Regions from separate parts of the Mus musculus genome. Here region 2 is linked to region 1. A link is a contact called in ENCODE Hi-C or POLR2A ChIA-PET data. All regions are on one chromosome and are shown on one strand. The core of a region is the stretch at or near the end of the contact, and the rest is flanking DNA. Distances in the headings are between cores, read along the strand shown.

Region 1 (2,560 bases), core at 38-2,537:
GGTGCACGCCTTTAATCCCAGCACTCGGGAGACAGAGGCAGGCTGATTTCTGAGTTCGAGGCCAGCCTGGTCTACAAAGTGAGTTCCACGACAGTCAGAGCTATACAGAGAAACCCTGTCTCGAACCCCCCCCCCCAAGAAAAAAAAAAAAGAAGAAGAGGAGGGGTTGTTGAATTGGAAAATAGGCGAACTAAGGCGGGGGCTAGGGGAACTGTACACAAGGCCAGCGGTCCTCCAGCCTAGTCTGATAGTCCAGTTCTCCTAGGGTTTCAACCCGCCACAGATCCTAGACCCCCTCATCGCTGAGCCTGCACTGTCACAAAGCCACAGAGTAGAAAAAGCGTGACCAAAATCCGGGCCCGGGTGCGCCTCGCTTCGCCGCCGCCGGGTGCTGTCGGGCTTAATGAACACCCTGCTCACCTTGCCAGGGCTGGCGCTTCTTCTGCGACTATTGCTAGAAGGAGCGCGGCTCTCATGCTCTCCTGTGCGTGGGTAACCTGCTCCAGAGAGCTCGAGGACCTCAGCAGAGGGGCGGCGGTCGCGCGTGGCCAGCCCTATTATGGTGTTTGGGACCCAACTTTCCGGGCTGGGAGTGCATGACTAACCGGTGCTCCGCTCTTTTTTCTAACCCTCGATCTTCTTGCACCCTTCCCTTCCCTTCGATCTTCCACGTCCCCACCAGGAGGGCGACACTGGTAAACTCAGGTTAGCCTACACTCAGATCCAGAACCTTCCTGGAGGTGGCATCGTGCCACTGTCTCCCCAAATTCAGAATGAACAAATCGGAACCGGGGAGTTCAAGTCACGGGGACCGTCAGAACTGAAGAGTCATGCCGTCTAGGTCTTAGGGAACTTTGAGAGCTGGGGCTAGGGTTTGGAGTTCTCAGGGCCCCGGTGATGCCAGCAACAGCCACTGTGTCCCAGGCTACTTCCTAATGGCCTGTTGTGTTCCAGGTCTGTCCCTACCCTCCCCGGGGTTGGTCTACACCGGTTTAAAAAAAAAAGAAAAAAACGTACATGGCGAGCTCAGACTGCTTTGGAGTCTTAAGAGAAGAAATCCGGCGCTAAGGCGCTCAGAAGGATTCCGAGGGTGAGCAGCCCCGCTGAGGACGTGGCAGGGAGGGGTCTAGAGGAGACAAGGTGAGAAGATCGCTATTACACTTCCCGCAGAACCTGGAATCCCAACCTACGACTGGGCTGCGAGGGGTTAAAGATGCCAAGGGAGGAAAAGTAGTCCCGGCCCCGCCCCGGCTGGGCGGAGGGACGCATCACGCAGGGGTGGGGAAAGCAGATTCATGCGCAGGGTTGCTGAGGGTGAAACTTTTCATTGACTTTGCTCACTTCGGGCCCAGGCGCGGGAAGGTGCAGGTCGTTGAGACTGAGTGTCGTGGGAACCGAGAGGCCAGAAGGACAGGACCTGCCAGACGAGTACATCCAGGGCTGGCCTCCATCCACCGCGTGACGGGTGCCATCCTCGGGTCCGCCATCCCCGCGCCGTCGCCGCCGAGCTCGACCTCCAAAAACAGCGGAAAGAATCACATGAGCTCGGTCCTCGTCCCTCTCTACCCTCAAACGACGTAAAAGGACACCGTGGCCCTCAGCCTCGCGGTGCCCGGGAAGCTGGGAGAGAGACCTCCGTCCCGCGGCCTGCAGAGCGGACCCTTCGTGGAGACCCGAGTGAGTGCGCGGGCTTGCGGGCGGGGGACGCCCACACTGGTCCACTCCCCTGCTGCCCCTCTCCGGATCCGCCCCTGTTTCGCTCTCCATCACTCTCTTTGATCCTGGGGTACCTAGTTTCGAGTGCGGCCCTCTCCTAAGCGGAGAGCGTTTCCTCCTTGACCTCCTTCCCCATTTATTCACGCCTCACTCGTTATGTTTTCCTTGCCCCCCCCCCCCAGAAACCAAACTCTGGCCAGAGTTAAATAAATTATGGGAAGGGAGGGGATTCTATCTTTATTTTTCGGCTGCTTTTCACGTGTGCGGGGTGGTGATTATTAACACAGTCTGTTTCTGTCCCTTTGGAACCTGTGAGATGGGAAATTTGGACATCCCCTTCTTGGTGACAGGGCCGGTTAGTGGAGAGTGCCCTTGGGTTGCCGAGCAAGAACTCATTGCAGGTTGAGCTCTTTATATACTTGTGTAGGCGGAAAAAAAAGTACCCAAAGAGCCTGTCGGATAGTGTATTAATTGTGTCTGATCTCTTCTATTCCTAAACTTCCCCTTCTGTCTGAGGGGGATGTACTCCGCCCTTGACCAAAAATCTAAGGAGGGAAAAGGGAAAAGCCATCCCCTCCCCTGGGAGCAACCAGAACTTCACACAGCAGGCTTTGGGATCAGCAGACAGGGTTTCCGGTGCCAGTTCGGTGTCTAACCTACCCCCCCCCCCCCCATCCACCCTAACCTATCCACCCTGGCCTGGGAGTGGGTTTGGTTTCTCTTTGATTTCTTAACAACAATAAAAATCCTGTTGCTTGCCTGAGCGCCTACCCCCAATGCCTCACTTAAGCACTGGGGAAAACAGCTGGTGTGGGAGGCAGGATTAGGGAGGTTTAACACCCTG
Region 2 (2,560 bases), core at 31-2,530, 160 kb before region 1:
CTCACACACGATCCAGCTTCACTTCACAGAATGCACATGGAGGCTCACAACCACCTATAACTTTAGTAGCAGGAGATCCGACTCCCTCTTCTGGCTCCCTTTTGCACCAGACATGTACAGAGGTGTACACACATACATAAAATAAAAATAAGTAGATTTTTTTAAACAATCAAAAATATGTAAAAAATAAAGTGACAAATATTACCATGGACAGAGTCATTTATTGAAGATTAATAAATTCTCTATCGTGGTTAGTAAAAAAAAAAAAAGGAAAATAGGGTTAGGAATGTTCATAGAGTGAAATAGGATCTAAATAATAACTGTAAAACTCAAAGGGAGAAAAAATATTTTAGATTATCTGAGGAGAAAAGGGAGGGATATCAGACAACATAAAGTGCTCCCAGCAAAAAAAAAAGTACACAGCGAAAATCTTCCACACAGGCCACTTACCACCTGTGTCGGGGCTCTCCTCCTCCTCTTCCTCTTCCTCGCCCTCAGTTTTGTAGTAGGACTCCCACTCTGACATGTTGGTTTGCTCACTAGGTGAGAGAAGTTATGAATTTAAATGAAAAAAAAAAAAAAAAAAAAAACCAAGGCAGGTAGCTCTGTGGTAATGCGCTTTCCTACAGTGTACCCGGACCTATGCCACACACACCAGAAAAAAAAAGAGAGACAGACAGACAGACTTCTGGGTTCTCTTTAGATCTGTTCTAAATGCTCGGGTCACTAATAAAGAATGTGAATGATGGCTCCTGCTTCCTCCAAAGCTCTCCATATCATTGGAGAGGCAAGAGAAATGTGCATGGGGTCATTGCTGCAACAACCTCCCCTTGGCTATCCCTTAAGGATGCTGCAGGACCAAAATGGCTAGGGGTGAGGGCGAGGTATAACATAGCGGCTCAGCACTGAAGGTCCTATCTCGAGCTCCAACTGGACTGGGACGGTACTTGGTGCTCTGGCTGAAACATTCGTCTTCATTTCTCCCCCAACCTTCAGCTAGAGATTGGCTCAACCACCAGTCCTGTTCCGCCTTCTGGGGAGAAAGGAGCATGACCCAGGTCCTGCAGGTCGACAGCGCTGCTCCGTGGTGAGGCCAGGGGTCGCGCGACACTAAGCGTGCAAGCAAGCCACCAAGGCAGGCCTCATCCAACACATGTGGTGCGGCGAACCTACCTTAACCGCAGGCGGGCAAGCCACTGGGACAGCAGAAGGTGGGCACCACGTCCACGCGGGCTCCTTGTCTCTCGCCCAATCAGCGACGTTGCGTCATCACGCACAACACGCCCTTCGACCCTTCAAGCGGGCACGCCCACTCGCATTTCCCGCTTCCACCCCCTGTTCCCTAAACTGGAACGCTTGCGGCCAGAGAAAGCCCCGCCCCTCGCTTGAAGCTCCGCCCCCGAAACCCGTCAGCACCGAACGCACATGCGTGAAAGTGCGTCCCCGCCCCTGCCCCCTGTTCCGTGCGGAGTCTCTGGGATCTCTCTCTCTGTCACCTCACAGTAGTCGTTGCCGGTCGCGGGTGTCCGGGCGCGAGCAGCGCAGGGCCGCCTCTCCCCCGCCCTCAGGCCGGGCCCCGGCTCGGTCCCCCGCTCCCTCTTCTCCCCACCCCGGTCGGGTACCGGAAGGTCCAAGCCGCTGCCGGGTGCCCGAGGGCCATCGTGGCCGCCGCCACGGGTCCTGATGGAGCCGCCAAATCTCTATCCGGTGAAGCTCTACGTGTACGACCTGTCCAAGGGCCTGGCCCGCCGGCTCAGCCCCATCATGCTGGGTGAGGGGACCGGGGTCAGTGGGAAGAAGGCAGGTGGCCGCTGGAAGCGATCCACCGAGGGGGGTGGGGGAAGACGGGCCCATGGGTGGTAGGAAAGATCCACTAGGGCAAGGACAGTGAGGTGGGATTCCCTGAACCCCTGTCCAGCTTCATGATCTAAGCCAAGGAGACACACGCTCCGGCTGAGAGCAAGCTCCTCTTCAGCTAGAGACTGGGGCTAGCCGACTGATCTTGGTGGATTCCCCAAGAAGCCAGGGAACCCTGCTTCTTTAGCTCAAAGTAGAGAAAGTGAGGATACCTCCAGCTCGTGTCCCTGGTGGTGGAAGCAACACTGCAGACGAGATCCTCTGGTGTCCCTCGGAGCGACTGCCCTCCGCGCCAAAAGGAAATTCCCTCTGCAGTCCTTGGAGTGGATGGGAAGAGAGCGCTAGAGCGGTGGAAGGCTTGAGCCCTTGCCGGCTCCAGGTTAGGTCAAGTCAGGTCACCCTGAGCCAGATCTTGGAACTAATTACGTTCTGTCCGACGATGCAATTTTCGCTCAACAGTTAATTGCTTTTGACCAGATGGTAAGAAAGCAGTTCTGGGGGAGGACCGGATGCTGTATCGGTGAGGATATCGGTTGTGCTCAGTTCAAATGGTTTCATGCTGAGAGAGAAAAAGAGCCCTTCAGTGTAGGTCCAACTTCACTTCAAGTCAAATACCAAAATGTCTGTCATATAGGATTTGTCAGGCTTGTCATTTCAGGTAATGGTGGACAGGAATGGATTTCAGGGATTGAAACTGACATAG

The links. Hi-C counts contacts between places; a loop is a spot of excess contacts on that map. ChIA-PET counts read pairs that join two places held with the same protein, here RNA polymerase II (POLR2A).
Region 2: POLR2A ChIA-PET joins it to region 1 with 17 read pairs in Patski. The contact joins the promoter of Xrcc6 here to the promoter of Tob2 in region 1. A Hi-C loop is called at or near these places in 1 of 37 maps with a recorded cell type or tissue (v-Abl transformed pro-B cells). POLR2A ChIA-PET finds 5 or more read pairs at or near these places in 2 of 5 experiments (Patski and embryonic stem cell).

What each region holds. Positions count from the first base shown.
Region 1 is chr15:81,857,053-81,859,612 of GRCm38, reverse strand. Tob2 (transducer of ERBB2, 2) reads left to right here and starts at 1,287. Exons shown (of 2, transcript NM_020507.3): 1 at 1,287-1,677.
Region 2 is chr15:82,015,089-82,017,648 of GRCm38, reverse strand. It overlaps Xrcc6 (X-ray repair complementing defective repair in Chinese hamster cells 6), which reads right to left and starts at 1,280. Exons shown (of 13, transcript NM_010247.2): 1 at 1,174-1,280; 2 at 451-539. The coding sequence starts at 526. Desi1 (desumoylating isopeptidase 1) reads left to right here and starts at 1,429. Exons shown (of 6, transcript NM_134095.3): 1 at 1,429-1,771. The coding sequence starts at 1,684.